Linked DNA regions of Homo sapiens: region 1 is linked to region 2. Evidence: chromatin loops called from intact Hi-C (ENCODE). Cell type or tissue: PC-3. All regions are shown on one strand. Links, peaks and the distances in the headings refer to the core of each region. The heading gives the core; the rest is flanking DNA. Region 1 overlaps MBNL3 (muscleblind like splicing regulator 3). Region 2 overlaps RAP2C-AS1 (RAP2C antisense RNA 1).

Region 1 (8,341 bases), core at 268-8,267, 140 kb after region 2:
TTTGCCTTTACCTAATGCTGTTGAATGTCTTTTCATGTGCTTATTGGCCATTTGCATACCTTTGAAGAAATATCTGTTCAAGTCTTTGCTCATCTTCAAGCTGGGTTTTGTTGTTGCTATTGAGTTGTATGATACTACTTTCTAATCGCTACACTAGTTGCTGGAAACAGAGCAACAGATAAGACACATAACTTCTACTCAAAAAAATTCACAAGATAGTGGGAGAAGCAGAAAAAATATTTTAATACAGTGTGGTAAATCCAGTGACACGTGCTCAAGGTATAATGGGAGTTTCAAAAAGGAGTACATTAATGGAGGTGTGGAGCAGAAGTGGAAGTTTTCTTGGGGGATATGGTACTTAAACAGATCCTCAAATGATGGTAGCCAGGCAAAAAGGGGGAGCGTGGACATTCCACGCAGAAAGAAAATCACTGGCAAAGACTTGTAGGCATGAAACAGCAGAGTGTGTGCTGTTGAAGTGTGTGCTTGTTGAAGCAAGTCCAAGGCAAGTAATGGCAAGAGATGAGGCTGGAGAGTTAGACAGGGACTGGATCATGCCAGATGTTATAGGCTATTGTAAGGTGTATTTAGGCTTTATCCCAAGACCCATGGGGTGTCTTTGAAAGTTTTTAAGCAGAGGAGGTGCGTAGTCAAAGTTGTGCTTTAGATCCAAGCTTCCCAATCTCTTTTCATATCACATCTTAGTATATGCAGCATGATAATTTTTGTGTGGCACTCTGGGTGAGGTAGACTTGCAGCTGCATGCTGCTGAAGACAACAGGCGCAGGCTCCAGCTGTCCCGTGCCCAACACAACTGTCCTGAGAGCTAAGGTTGAGAAGCTGCTTTAGCTAGATCACTCTGAAAGTCATGTGAAGAACAGATTTAGAAAAAAAATCACTGGAGGTAGGGTGTAAAGTTAAACTAACCAGGCATAGTAGGGATAGAGAAAATAATTAGGAAATAGAATTGACAAAAGTTTATAGATTGGAGTAAAGGAGGAAGAGTCAAATAAGTTTCTGACTTGCACTACTGACTGGAGAGCAGCATATTTGAGAGGGAAGATTATGATTTTTTTTTTTTTTTTGAGACAGAGTCTTGCTCTATCACCCAGGCTGGAGTGCAGTGGCACGATTTCAGCTCACCACAAGCTCTGCCTCCCAGGTTCACGCCATTCTCCTGCTTCAGCCTCCCGAGTAGCTGGGACTACACGCGCCTGCCACCACGCCCGGCTAATTTTTTGTATTTTTAGTAGAGACAGGGTTTCAACGTGTTAGCCAGGATGGTCTCGATCTCCTGACCGCATGATCCGCCTGCCTCGGCCTCCCAAGGCGCTGAGATTACAGGCGTGAGCCACTGCGCCCGGCCCAGGAAGATTATGATTTTAGGGCTGAGCATAAAGTTTTGATTCAATTTTAGATGACTGGCTGGTGATGCCCAATAGATGGTTATTATTTTCCTATCAGCTCTATTGGCTATGGAGAATTGAGCCACATGAACCAAGGAACTAATTCAGTGTAGAAAATCTAATGTCTTTAAAAACAGCCATGGCAGTGACTGTACTAGAGATCTACCTTCTTGGGAAAGTTTCCCAACCCACAGCCTCAAAGAGACAACATGTCATATGTACCATGTGACTCCAACCTCTTGGCCACAACTAAGTGCAACAGAGATAGCATCTGACTCAAATTGGGCCAATCAGATTCTCTCTCATGAGACTCAGGCATTGGAACCCAGTGACTGAGTCAATTCTCTGTGGGGAGTCAAGCTTGAAGTTCATATCAATCAATGGTTTTCAAAGTGTAGTCCACAGAGCATTAGAATCAACCATCTGAGAACATGTTAGAAATGCAAATTCTCATACCTCATATCATAGCTGCTGAATCAGAAATTGTGGGGTGGGTCCCCAGCAATCTTTGTTTCATAAGCCTTGCAGGTGCTTCTCAGGTTGGCTATCACTCATGAAGACTCTTGGTACAAGGCTGCCATTCTGGGAGTAGTCCTGATCAATCACTGATAAGTTATTATCAGTGCTTATAAGTAAGCAGAGAAAGCTGGTTTGCACACAGAAGCAGGAGAATGGAGCAGAGAGACACAGACAGACAGACACAGAGAGATCAAGGCAGGGAGAAAGACAGGGGAGAAACAAGCCATCTGATAACTTTTCAATTTCATGAGGCCCAGTTGTTCTTCCTGCAACTGGAAACTGAAATTTTTCTATATCATTACATGAATCCCTTTTATTTGAATGGATTTTCTTTCTTCATTATAATAAAAGTGCCCTGACTTGTTAGTTATTTCTCCCCCAAGTTTTTTTTTTTTTTTTTTTGAGACAGAGTCTCGCTCTGTCGCCCCCGCTGGAGTGCAGTGGCGCAGTCCCGGCTCACTGCAAGCTCTGCCTCCCAGGGTCACACTATTCTCCTGCCTCAGCCTCCTGAGTAGCTGGGACCACAGGTGCCCGCCACCACGCCCGGCTAATTTTGTGTATTTTTAGTAGAGATGGGGTTTTACCGTGTTAGCCAGGAAGGTCTCGATCTCCTGACCTCGTGATCCGCCTGCCTTGGCCTCCCAAAGTGCTGGGACCACAGGCATGAGCCACTGCGCCCGGCCTTCTCCCCCAAGTTTTTATTGCATTTGTACTGTATGGCTACTGTTCCAAGTATCATAAAGGATACTAAAATCAAAGAGACATGGTTCTTGCTCTTGAGAAGCCAGATTTAATGAAGGAGGCACAGAGACAACGTTAGAAGCGCTATAGAGGATGTGGGAATTGAGCTTTGAGATCACCTGGTAAGCACTAAAAAAATATTAGCTGCATCTCAGTGTAGCAGGTGAGGCCAGAGAAGACCTCAAGGGAGTGCTAGTTGATACATACATATGTACTAGTCCATCCTCATGCTGCTAATAAAGACATACCTGAGACAGGGTAATTTATAAAAGAAAGAGGTTTAAAGGACTCACAGTTCCCCATGGCTGGGGAGGTCTCACAATCATGACAGATGGTGGAGAAGGAGCAAAGTACATCTTACATGGCAGCAAGCAAGAGACATGTGCAGGGGAAGTGCTCTTTATAAAACCATCAGATCGCGTGAGATTTATTCACTGTCACAAGAACAGCACAGGAAAAACCCACCCCCAGTGATTCAATTACTTCCCACTGGGTCCCTCCCAGGACATGTGGGGATTATGGGAGCTACAATTCAAGATGAGATTTGGATAGGGACGCAGCCAAACCATGTCAACATAGGATGGGTTTGCAGAGAAGAGGAAGAAGAAGAAGAAAAGATGTTCCAAGTTGAGACGAAAAGGCAGACATGGGAACCTATGGTGTGTATCTGGGAAACAGAGAGTGGTGTAAGGCAGATACAAGTTAAAAATAAGAAGCTTAATTTTCCCTGTTGAACATAAGGGAAGAGTCTTCTTTCTACACTACCCCCTTCCGTTTTCTTTTAAAATTTCTTTCTCTGTCCTTTGCAAGTCTTTTTTATGCAAATATTTTTAATAGCTAAATAAGTAAGCCTTTCTTCCAGTCTTACAACTCCTAGGAGCTATCTTTTTGAAATGCAAACATCAAGGGAGGTAGCAACCCTGTCCCCTAGTTCCCATAGGAGGGTAAGAGCCTAACTTTCATGGGCCTTGCTCCAGTTTGCAAAACTACCTCCTGCTTAAAATAGATGAGAAAATTTGTTTCTTCTTCAGATAAAGCCAACACAAGTGACTTCTCCAATTATCACCATAAAGTTAGGACAAAATTTTGTGTGACAAAAGGTGCTCTCAAATCCTCTTGCTCAAGGACTAGTCATTACTTATATTGGGAACATACATGTAATGGGTTGTATCTGCTTGGCTATATTAGGGGGTGAGATTCCTTTCTGTCTTTGCATTCTCTTAGCAAGTTACCTGTGATGTACATCACATTCTGGTTTAATGTTTGTTCAATAATAAGAGTGTTTTCTTTCTTTACTATCTTTCTGGAGAAGATTTCTGGATTGGGAGAAGATCTCTTGTTTTATTACATTTCCCCAACAGTGCTTTAACTTGCCTGGAATGTACAGTGATGAAGTTTTTCCTTGATTAAACTTTAGTCAGATTCCTCTGAGTCCTCTTCCCAACTTGGCCTCAATGTTTACACTTCCATGTTTGTCTTTGCATTGCTCAATTTTAGCAAGAATCTTGCCAAGTTGGTTTAGCCAGAAGCCCACCCTTGATATCTGATCAGGTTTCTCATCCTCTACCAACTCCCAGTTGATGTCTTTTCACCCTGACCTGTCTTCAGCAAGAATCCTGTTAGGTCAGGTTAGCCAGAATCCACCCCCCACCCCACCCTGCCCCTTATCTCTGATGTTTCCTCTTAGTAATCTTCCATCCACTGTCCCCTACCCTGCTCCTTGGCTATAAATTCCCAGTTTTCCTTGTTGTATTTAGAATTGAACCCTGTTCAATACTGAAATCTCTTTTCCCATATGGCAATAGTCCTGAATAAAATCTGTTTTTACTGTTTGAACCACTGTTCACCTTTGGCTTGCTTTTATAACACATTACAGAAGGCAGAGGGGAAAGGTGAAGGGCACGCCCAAGGGCAGAGCACGAAAGAGTGCTATGTCAGAGTGTAGACTATTCCATAGATATTGAGGAGCTGTAAAGATTTTAATCAGGAATCGAAATAATCCACCATCTGACTTTAGGAAAATGACTCTGGCAGTAATGTGGAGGATGGAGCAGAAAGGAGAAGGGTCAAATGGCGCAGCACTGAATACATTCATAATCATAATTTTCCAATTATTTTTTAGTCTGTTATTACTAAAAAAGTTATTCTTGGACTGACTTTTCCCTAAGCCACCCTAACAATATCTAGAGCTGTATTTTTTTCCCCCATAGGAACATTTCTCCAGAATGTGGAGAGTAGAGGACAACATGTTGGGATGCCTGACACTCCTTGGATATTGTTCCTGAGTGGTTTGGGTGTTCCTCTGGATCCAGAATTTCATCCCAATGACACTGAGATTCCAGGCTTCTTTAGTATTTCTGATGGTGTCCATCAGAAGAAAGGAGTTGCTTATTAGAGTGTTCTCTACCGCTGGCTTGTAGTTCAGTTTATGGTAAACACTTGCTTATCACTGAGGTTTTGTATATGAATTGTGAAAATGGGGTGTGATTGTTAGAACAAATACCGCTTGACTTTCATTGGCAGCCCTTTCTGTGAGCCCCAAATTATGACCACTGTTTGCAGGGATTCTTATGGGTGCAAGTTTTCCTAGTATAACTACCCGTAAGTGGATTTAACTTGGGACTTTTTTCATAGAAATTGAGAAGGACTGAAACACTTTGAATAAACTACACACACATTTATTAAATAGTGAAATGGTTAACAAAGGCACATCAATAACCACTTACTATATATACAGAAATATATATAATTAACATGGATCCAATTATCTCATAACTGCCATTTTTTCCAACAAAGAGTCATTCAATTCTTCATGTCATGAAGGTTAAAGGCAAAGTCTTAGTCCCCATCTTATGCTTTCCCACCCTCTTCTTGAAAACTACATTGAACCTCTATGGGTTAATCATCGTCTTCTGTAGCCATAAGGTCTCTGCAAGCATGCTGACTGCAGGCTCCTCAGATTCTTTCTCCATTCCCTCAAGTCCAGTTTTTAATGAACAGGCTGTTTGCTTTAGCAGGTGCTGTTGCTGGTATTCATCCAGTTACACTATGATTTTTTAAAAATAAATCTTTCCTTGTACTTGTACATGCCTGCATTGCATTGCATCACTTATGAAGAGATAGCTCCCTCTCTCATCAGGAAAACTGGATTTGTGTGTCTATGTCTGTTGCACTTTGCACCGGATGCCCTGCCTGCCTTTTCACTGTGTTCTTTCCATGCACAACAGAAAAATGCTGGGCTGCACTGGCCAGAACTGCCATTGTATACTAATTTCTGCATCCACTTTAGAATGCTGTGCTTTTGCTTTGGACATGTTTGTACAAATGGGAATCAGATAGTCTGTCCCTCTCACAAAGCTATTTCCTGGTGGCTGCCCTTTGTATCCAAAATCCTCTGTTTGGAGCTCTTGGCTTTTATTCCCCAGACACCCACTGTCCTCCTGCCTAAGGGAGTAGTGTAAGTCAGGCACTGAACAGAAAAGCTGGGAAGGTTTAGTTAAATGCGCATTTCTAGTACAGGAAAGAGCCAAGTAGAAAATCAGAGAATGTGTGTCCATCTGTTAAAGTTTAACAAATATAGGCTTTAAATTACTCCAGAATTATAATCATACCTCAGGCCTGTCATTGTATCATGCCCTCTACAGATGATGACCATGGGAATGGATTCTGGTCAGTGGAATTTTAGGATGTTCACTATCTATTCAGTATTTTAGGTTCATTATCATATCAGAACTTTCCAGATAATAACAAAATTACGAGAGTGTTCATTTTTTGGCCTTCCTGATGTGGTGAATGACTGCATTGCTTATAGGAATTCCATCTCTGCACCTAAACACTGAGATTCAATGCCTAGAAGTTTGCTTAAGTAAAACATATTTCCCTTATCTATGCATGTAGGTGTCTGATATTTGCCCATTGGAAAGTCATGCCTTTTTAAATGTGAACACTTCCAGGACAGGCAGTATACTAAATACGGCCATTCTTGAACACCATAGGGTAATTTGTCTCTTAGATCTCAACTATGAGCAGTTCTCCATAGTCTGAGAAGCCCAACAGGAAAGCACTTAAGGGGAAAAGTCCAGATCTATCAGAGGAAACAGGCCTGATAAGTTGCTATCATGAGGATTTTCCAGGGCCAGAGGCCACCATGAGGGATGAGAAAAGGATGCTGTGAAAAGAATTTGAAAAGTACCCAAGACAAACTTGGTTTACATCTGGTTTTGCCTGTGGGTCAACTTTCTTCCAGCCAATAGAAACTCCAAGTCTCCAATTTGATGATGGTCGGGAATGCTTGCCCTGAATTCTTACCTAACATTCAGCAGCCTCAAAGAGAAAGACATTAACTGAATTCTGAAGAGGCCTAAGACCTCTTGTAAATGTCTATATACTGAACTGTTTTTAGTGCTGGTATTATCAGACTCACAGAAACACCTACAAAACATTAAACGGCTCAAAGTGGGCTTATCAAGAAATGCCATCATGGGAACCACCTTAGAAATAGTAAAACAGGGCACAAGGGGCAAGAGAACTATGTATAGGGCAGCTGACACTTGACAAGGACCCAACCTCCTCCCCGACCCTCTTCACTGTTAAGAGACACATCAGTAATACTTTGCTCTGCCATAGCCTCTGATCTAAACTCTCTTCACCGCAGTTTTCTATCAGCCCAACTCCAGAACAGTGGTCAATGCAGAGAAGTTCCAGATTCGCATTTTTGAAGCATTTTGAAATAAGGCAGAATAAAGTATTACTAAATTACATTTACTTTCTTAAAGAACAAAAATGATCATCCTTTTATTACTGTGCCATTTGTTGAAGATAACCAATTTTAAGTGAGAGAAAACATTTTAATGGAAAAATTCATGCATCTCATTGTTATGAAATGATTGATGCCCATCTGGAAAGTATGAAATAAACAACACTGGTTTCATATGTTACACTAGGGATGCAGGATAGACATGAATAACTGGGAAAGAGAAACTTCTAATAATGCATCTTAGAATATGCCTCAGGATTTCTGAGGCACAAGAGAAACTAGTAAGCATTCTCTCAAAATTTTAAGTATTCTTTTATTAAAATAGAAGTGTTTTTCTTGTGTCAGTAACTTCAATCTTATAAGAGTAATAGGTCTAACACAACGGATATATTATCTACATAATTCAAAATACTGATGGTATATTTGGAAATAAATTTACTCTATGTATGAAATATAACATTGAGCCAAATCAGAAATTTAAATTTCATTTTAGAATTACTAAATATTAGGATTAATATACTAGAGCATGAATAGCCTTCAAGTGAACTCCTAATGTGTGAATATGGATTCATAAAAAAAGACATAACCAAGAAGTTTATGCATTTTATTAGAAGAACAAAAAATAAACATAGAAGTAGCATACTAAAATGAGCTGCATAATGTGCACTTTTAAACATAAACAAGCACTACAGCACTATAACTTGAAAAAAAATCAAAGCGTCTGCAGTTGAGGGAATGAGCTATTGCATTTTGGAGGAAAATTACTATGGGAAGAGTTGGTACTCATGAAATATTCTGGTCATTATTTAAATATGTTACACATGGCTAATAATTTTCTTATATATATTTTTAATCGCCATTTTCCACCCAAATTATGTGCCTCCATTTTTCACATTATTCCAAATTGTTGTTATATGAA
Region 2 (8,341 bases), core at 31-8,030:
TTACCATAGTGTGAAGAAACCACAGTGTATGCACTATATGCAGATAATATAAGTAATAGGGCCATAATCTCATTTTTTGAAATTAGTTTGGCACAAGTTTAAAGTGCTGGATGTTTGCTACAGGCACCAGTTGCTTACTTATCCCTTTCTTCTTTTCGAGTTGTTACCTCCTTCAGTTGCAATCCTTGGAGCCACCAACTGCCTGGGATATTTTACCCTAACTTCCACTCTCCAAATGAGCCGTCTTGCCTTCTAGGTCCTGGGAAAAAACCCATGGCTATCCATCTACTTTCTATACATGGCTATCTATTTTCCATCCAGGCTCTTCCCTTCTCTTTTGCTAGAAGTTGCTCTTGAATTACCAGAAAGCTTGAGCCAGTAATGTCCTCAGTCTTTGCCTACAGAAATCTTATTTCAATGCTTTAGGGACCCCATTGATATCAGCTAAATTGTCCTGGATTCTTTCTAGCTCCTACCCTCTAAGATTCCAATCTTCTCTTTCAAATCCTGCCTCCAGCTACACCAATCATTAGTTAATCATTAGTTCTGCATGTCAGGCTCCCCCAGTACACAAAACCAATTTTATACCTTTATTATTATCTTTTTTCTCATGAAAATAATGTTATTTGCAAAAAATTATAAAAGTATAATCCCACTACCTGGAGAAAATTGCTATTAACATTTTAGTGTCTTTCACAATTTTTTTTCTGGAGAGAGTTAAAGAACATTTTTTTTTTGTAAACTAATAATGGGTTCATATAAATTTGTGAATGGCTTCTTTCACTTACTGAAACATCATGTCTGCATAAAGCACTAAAAAATACTCATGTATCCCTCATCCCCTACATGAGTAAGCCTTTTTTCCTATAGCTTTAGCTTTCCTACAGCATCAATGAGAATTTAATCACATTCAATTTTGCTCACCTGGAATCCTTCATCCAATCAATGAGATTTCACTAGAGGTGCTGCTGACCACAGAGGACACTACCCCAACCTGGCCAGGCAGACACTCCTACAAAGTCACAAATTTGTGCGACTGCTGACAAAGTTAGTTTCTCAGAACTGAGAGGCGTACTAAATAGGGATGTGTTTAAAATAGATCTGAATTCCTTAACAATTTTTCCCTCTCCACTTCATCCTTGATTTGAAAGATAGTAGTTAGAAAATTATTTTGTAATCTATCAAGTACCAAATAAATTTAAAGAATTAGTACTAATAATAACTATACTCCCATACTCCTAATATATGTACATCAGAATCACCTGGAGGTGATGTGAACCACAGACGGCCAGGTCTCAACCCCAGAGTTTTTTATTCAGTAGGTCTGGGTCAGGATCTATAATTTGCATATCTAAGTTCCCAGATGACACTGTTGCTGCTGGCCCAGGGACCACATTTTAAGCACCACTGTTCTGTAAAGCGGTAGGACATTATTTGGGGCTTTCTTGCTTGATACTCATTAATGTATCCACTCATTCATTTATCACACAGTTATTGAATTCCTACTCTGTGCCAAGCACTTTACTAGCATTTTTGAGGAATATAGACAATACAATCAACATTACAGTATAGCGTGGCACATCCTGTGATACAGATATCGGCCAGGGTGTTATGGGAGACTTAGGAAGGGTATCAGGGAAGATTTCCTAGAGAAGGTGATTGGGCAGTAGGCAAGGAGGCCAGAAGAATCGGTAGGGGCTAGAACCATAGGGGAAAGCCTTGAGTAGTAAGCTAAGGGGTTTGACTTTTCCCCTGGAGGCTGTAGGAAGCCATGGAATGTGTTTTTACAAAGGTCTTAATTGCGGTATACAAAATCAGGGGCTAGCGACATCCATGCCAGGTTCAACCATTGGCTGTGCTGCATATGTAGCCTGAGGCAAGTTACTTCTTACCTTCTCTGAGCTTCTCTTTCATCATGTGTGAAGGGAAAATATTAATAGATCTACCTTATTTGGGTATTGTGAAGATTAAGTAAGAAAAAGTGCCTAAGTACCCATCATATGGTAGGTGTTTAACAAATGGTGATTATGATCAGGTTTAAGCCATAGAAAGAAATGACATGTAAGACATGCTTCTCAGGTTATTAAAATCCATTTGAAATTGCCAAGCTAGTCTCAATATCAAGGCCATATTTGATGTGAAGATTAAGTAAGAAAAAGTGCCTAAGTACCCACCATACGGTAGGTGTTTAACAAATGGTGTTTATGATCAGGTTTAAACCATAGAAAGAAATGACGTGTAAGACAGGCTTCTCAGATTATTAAAATCCATTTGAAATTGCCAAGCTAGTCTCAATATCAAGGCCATATTTGATGTGGTGGCAAGTCGGATGATTTAATCATGTAATGATAATAGTTTATCTTGTCTTTTGTTTTGTTTTGTTTTGGAGACAGAGTTGCTCTGTCATCCAGGCTGGAGTGCAGTGGTGCGATCTCAGCTCACTGCAACCTCCGCCTCCTGGGTTCAAGCGATTCTCCTGCCTCAGCTTCCCCAGTAGCTGGGGCTACAGGTGCATGCCAGAATCCCTGGTAATTTGTTGTTGTTGTTGTATTTTTTAGTAGAGATGGGGTTTCACCATATTGCCCAGGCTGGCCTCGAACTTCTGCGCTCAGGCAATCTACTTGCCTCAGCCTCCCAAAGTGCTAGGATTACAGGCTTGAGCCACCACACCCAGCCTGATGATAATTTCTTGATTACAGATTATTTGCGAGGCACTGTGCAAAGTGATTTATGCACATCATTTCATTTAATCCTAGCAATAACCTTAAGAGTTAGGTATTATTATTCCCAATTTTACAAACAAAGGAATTAAGGCTCAAAGAAGTTAGTTTGTACATAGTCGAACAGTTGGGTAGTGGTAGAGTTTGAATTCAAACCTAAGTTAGTCTGAGCCTATCTTATATTAGCCACCTTGTTCCACAGAAAGCAGTTTTGTTTCTTTGAAGGACAGGGCAGCGAATGGGCAGTGAGGCAAGGTTAAAGAATCTAGACTTTATTACCCTGTTTCTCTGCCCTCGAGTAAGACTGACTGTTCATACTGATTTCAAGTGCCCTCTGGAAACATGCCTCTATAACCTCCCAGGGGCCCCTTGACCTTGGATCTGTGGCACCTGGTACTGAACCTGAGGTGGTCATAGTTACTTTCCAAAGTGCTCTGGAACATTTACAACAAGGAGCCCCCTTGTTTTGACACTAGGACAATATTAGACTCTGTAAGAGGAGGCATTGGGGTAAGCCTAGTTATTTTTAATGCTGCTATTACTACTATTGTTTATTGAGCACTTGCCACATGTCAGAAATTCTGTACTTCAATCCTTACAGCAACCCTATAAGGCAAGCACATTGTCATCATCATCTCTAGTTTAGAGATGAGGAAACTGAGGCTCACACAACTAAGTTCACACAGCCGGTAGATGCAGATTCAAGCAGAAAACTCGTTCATTCATTTTTACAAACCTTGCATTTTCATTTCTTCCTTTGCCTCTGTACCTATAACACCTTCAAACACAGATGTAATCCTCCTGAATTCTTTTACTGCCCACAAGTTTTATTTACCACATAGTTTAAGCCCTATTTTTAATGATGTATATACAAATCGTGTTTCTCCTCAAAATTATTTCATGCCATAAAAAGTCACTCTTCCCTCCCTTTATTTACAAATTCATTCCTCTTTAGAAATGAGCACTTATAATAATTACATGCAAGGCCAAATTTTTACTGTTTAGTGTAAACCCATAATGTGAAATTGAGAATGGTTGAAAAGCACGGTTATGAAAACATCGTGGACTCCAGACTCATCCCATACAATTTCCAAGGGGAATTTATTCTAAGTACTTTAAAACTTACAAAGAGTTGAATTCTGAACTACTTGGGCCTCTATGCACTCTTAGCAATTCCCCCAGCAGGGAACCAAAAATGAGAATAGAAAGAAATTGCCTCAACATTGAATTCTTAGACATTTAGAAGGCCTGGAGTCTGAATACTTTAAAAGGCTGTTATTTAAATGTGGGAAATGATGTGAAAAGTATAATGTAAAGATAAGATAAATATTGTTTGCTAAAATAAATCATCGGGTTTTTTTTTGTCAAATTCATGGCAATTTTAAAATCCTGTTAATTCTATTTATTTTTTTCTTATTTGGAGCAGGTAGCTGAATATGCAGAGTTCTGGCACTAGGTGTCAGCAAAAGATTAAACTAAAAACACCCACTTTGGGTTTTTTTCTTTTCTTTTTTCTTTCTACACATATATATTTGAGACAGGGTCTCACTCTGTCACCCAGGCTTTAGTGCGGTGGCATGATCATAGCTCACTGCAGCCTCGAACTCCCTGGGCTCAGGTGATCCTCCCAACTCAGCCTCCGGAGTAGCTGGGACTACAGCCATGTGCCACCATGCCCAGCTAATTTTTTGTATTTTTTTTTTTTTTTGTAGAAATGGGGTATTGCTATGTTGCCTGGGCTGGTCTCAAACTCCTTGGCTTAAGCAATCCTCCTGCCTTGGCCTCCCGAAGTGCTGGGATTACAGTCATGAGCCACCATGCCCGGCCTAATCTTCCATATATTTCAAACTTTATAAAAATAAAAATAAAATACATAGTCTGGATTTTAAAAAGAAGAGACAACACACTTCCTTGTTGCCATGACAACGTCAGCATGAGAGAGGCTGGGTTGCTGCTGCTCAAGTAGGCACCTTACAGAGATCCTCATGGCTCAAGGAATTCAATGTAAGACCGTTTGACCTTTAGCATTGAATGGCTGGGGACTCAATTTTGTGTCAGCTAGAAAGCTGGGGAATGAGAAGTTTGGAGGGTTGGATGGGGTGGTGAGGTACACTCCTGTAAACCAGATCTTAAAAGTCTAAATATTAAATTATTTTACATAGAAATGTAGTGTTCAAGCCAACCACAGTGCTTGTGCAGACAAATTCAGTGGATGCTTTTCCCACATGACAAGATTAACAAAATTAACTTAGAGGCTAGCTTTGAGAACCCAGGCTGATCCTAAGGGTTTCTCAAACTTACTATGTTAATTTTAGCATATCATAGGGTTTTTTTTTCCTTTTAATATCCAGAGCTTTCCCCCCTTCTTGTGATTCCTGTCACAGTAAATGGTGTTACCATCCAGCAGTCATTGAAAGTAGAACTTAGGGTATTGTTTTAGGTCATTCTTGTGTTGCTAGAAAGAAATACCTAAGGCTGGGTAATTTATAAAGAAGAGGTTTAACTGGGTCAAGGTTCTGCAGGCTGTACAGGATACATGGCATGTGCATCTGCTGGCTTCTAGGGAGGCCTTGGGGAGCTTTTACTTATGGTGGAAGGTCAAGCAGGAGCAGGCAGGTCACACGGGGAAAGCAGGAGCAAGAGGAAAAGAGCAGGAGGTGCCACACACTCTTACACAACCAGATCTTGCAACAACTGACTCACTATAGCAAGGACAGCACCAAGCCATGAAAGATCTGCCCCCATGATCCAATCACATTCCACCAGGCCCCACCTCCAACACTGGGGATTACGTTTCCACATGAGATTTGATGGGGACACAGATCCAAACCATATAAAATATCACTCTTAACTCTTCCTTTATCCTCATTTCCTATAACCAAACAACCCATTAAGTCCTGCCAAGTCTACCTCCTTAGTCTTTCTTACATCCGTCATATCCTATGTCTGCTCTAGTGTGTAGAGGGACTGGAGAAACATTTGTGTGACAACTCTTTCCTGAATGCTGTAATAGCCTCCTAAATCGTTTGTATGTCTCTGGTGTTTTCTGCATACTTTTACCAGTGTTATGAAACAAGTCTGTTTGAAACAAGTCTAACTACATATTTCTGCTGATTTCAACAACTCTCTATCAGAAAAAGCCCAAGTTTATACGCATGAAATATAAGGTCTTCTATATTCTTATTCCTGCCTACCTTCCAAGCACATCTCCCACCTTCACATCCTTTATGTTCTAGTACAAATAAAATCATCATGGTTTCAGTGAATTTGCACCCAGTCTTATGGCTTTAAATACCATCTTACATACTGCAGACTCCCAAATTTACATCTCCAGTTCAGACTGCTCCCATAGTTCTAGATCAGGGGTCCACGACCTCTGGGCCATGGGCCGGTACCGGTCTGTGGCCTGTTAGGAACTGGGTCACACAGCAGGAGGTGACTTGTGGGTGAGGAAGCATTACCGCCTGAGCTCTGCCTCCTATCAGATCAGCAGCGGCATTAGATTCTCATAGGAGCATGAACCCTATTGTGAACAGCGCATGCGAAGGATCTAGGTTGTATGCCCCTTATGAGAATCTAACTGCCTGATGATTTGACATGGAACAGTTTCATGCTGAAACCATCCCCTGCTGTCGCCCCCCACCTCCCCACCCTCTATGGAAAAAATTGTCTTCCACAAAACCAGTCCCTGGTGCCAAAAAGGTTGGGGACCGCTACTCTAGATTCATACTTATACTATAGTTCCATTTGTATTACTCAGACATCTCAGATTTAACATGTCCAATGCTGAATCTTGATAACCACCTCTCCTCAGAAATGAACACATGCCTCTCCTGCAGTCAGTCTTCCTTTCTTTCTCTTTCTTTTTCTTTCTTTCTCTCTCTTTCTTTCTTTCTCTCTCTCTTCCCTCCCTCCCTCCCTCCCTCCCTCCCTCCCTCCCTCCCTCCCTCCTTCCTTCCTTCCTTCCTTCCTCTCTCTCTCTCTCACTCTCTCTGTCTCTCAGACAAGATCTTGCTCTGTTGCCCAGGAAGGAGTACAATGGTGCAATCATGGCTTACTGTAGCCTTAACCTCCTGGGCTCAAGCAATCCTCCCACCTCTGCCTCCTGAATAGCTGGGACTACAGGCAAGCGTCACCATACCCGGCTAATTTGTGTATGTTTTGTAGAGATGAGGTCTCATTTTGTTGCCCAGACTGGTCTCGTACTCCTGGGCTCAAGCAGTCCTCCTGCTTGCACCTTCTGAAGTGTTGGGATTACAGGCATGAGCCACCATTCCCAGCCTCCCTTCTGCAGTCTTAAAAATCTCAGTAAATGGCAACTCCAGCTTCCAGTTGCACAGACTACACTCTTCCAGTCATCCTAGAGTCTTCTTTTCCCCTTATGCCATACAATCCAACCCATCTGGAGATACTGAAGTTCTTATCTTCATAATATGTCCAAAATGTGACTATTTCTTACCACACCCACTGCTAAGAATCTGGCCCAAACCACCATTTTCACTTTTCTGGATGATTATTGTATTCTTCTAATTGCTCTTGCTGTTTGTGAACTTAGCCTCCTTCAATCTATTCTCAACGCAGTAGCCAAACTGATCCCATTATAGCCACAAAATCCTACAGTAATTTCTCATCTCACTCAGAGCAAAGTCAAAGTCCTTACAATAATCTAAAAAGCACTACATAATCTGGCTCTTCATAAATGATAGATATACTCTTACACTAGCCTCTGTACTTGCTGTGCCATCTAGAACGTTCTTCCCCCAGATTCTCAGTTTCCTTCCTTTCTTCAGCTGTTTTACTCAAGAGCTCCTACTCTGTGTAACATTGCACCCCCTCCTCATGCAATACCTTCAAGTCTTATTTATTTTTTTCTCATTAGCACTTACACTTTTCTAATGTACTATGTTCTTTAGGGATTTTAATATGTTTCCCCTATTACAATGTAAACTCCACAAGGATGGGTACTTTTGTAAATTTTGTTCACTGAATATCCCATGGTCTAGAAAAGTGCCTGCAACGTGGTAGGTGTTAAATAGTGATGATGTTATTAAACTGTTTACACAGTTCTGTACATATTTTATTTGCATATGCCTTATATATTACCTCTGCCCAGAGGGCTTTCCCCTATCTTCATTTTTCCCCGCTATGGATTGGCAGCATTCTTTTTTCTTAAAAAAATCAGCTTTATTGAAATATAATTTACACACCACATAATTCATCCACTTAAGGGGTACAATTCAATGATAGTATTATGTTACAGAGTTACGCAACCATCACCACATTTTTTTTCTTCAAATTCTATTTTAAGTTCTGGGGTACATGTGCAGCATGTGCAGGTTTGTTACATAGGTAAACATGTGCCATGGTGGTTTGCTGCACAGATCATCCCACCACCTAGGTATTAAGCCCCGCATCCATTAGCTATTCTTCCTGATGCTCTCCCTACCCCCACCTTCCCCTCTGAGAGGCCCCAGTGTGTGCGTCACCACAATTTTAGAACATTTTTATCACTTCAAAAAGAAGCCAGGTACTCTAGCTATTGTCTCTCTATCTCCATTCCTGCAGCCCTAACCAACCACTAATCTACTTTCTGTCTCTCTAGATTTGCCTCTTCTGGACAT

The links. Hi-C counts contacts between places; a loop is a spot of excess contacts. Peaks named below come from ENCODE experiments on the same cell type or tissue, not always from the same donor. Only the 100,000 strongest peaks of a DNase experiment are listed, where the experiment ranks them.
Region 1: a loop joins it to region 2, with 7 times the contacts of the local background. A loop is called at or near these places in 4 of 110 quality-filtered maps.

Annotation. Positions count from the first base shown.
Region 1 is chrX:132,363,992-132,372,332 of GRCh38, forward strand. It overlaps MBNL3 (muscleblind like splicing regulator 3), which reads right to left. Exons shown (of 9, transcript NM_001386889.1): 9 at 5,329-8,341. The region is part of intron 2 of RAP2C-AS1 (RAP2C antisense RNA 1); the gene reads left to right. Among named protein-coding and RNA genes, the nearest start is that of MBNL3, 120 kb to the right of the region's middle. In PC-3, for the core only: no CTCF peak of the experiment used is centred there; a DNase peak (open chromatin) is centred at 4,140.
Region 2 is chrX:132,222,169-132,230,509 of GRCh38, forward strand. The region is part of intron 1 of RAP2C-AS1 (RAP2C antisense RNA 1); the gene reads left to right. Among named protein-coding and RNA genes, the nearest start is that of RAP2C, 6.9 kb to the left of the region's middle. RefSeq lists an enhancer at 1,585-2,114. In PC-3, for the core only: a CTCF peak has its summit at 4,177 (motif pointing right); no DNase peak of the experiment used is centred there.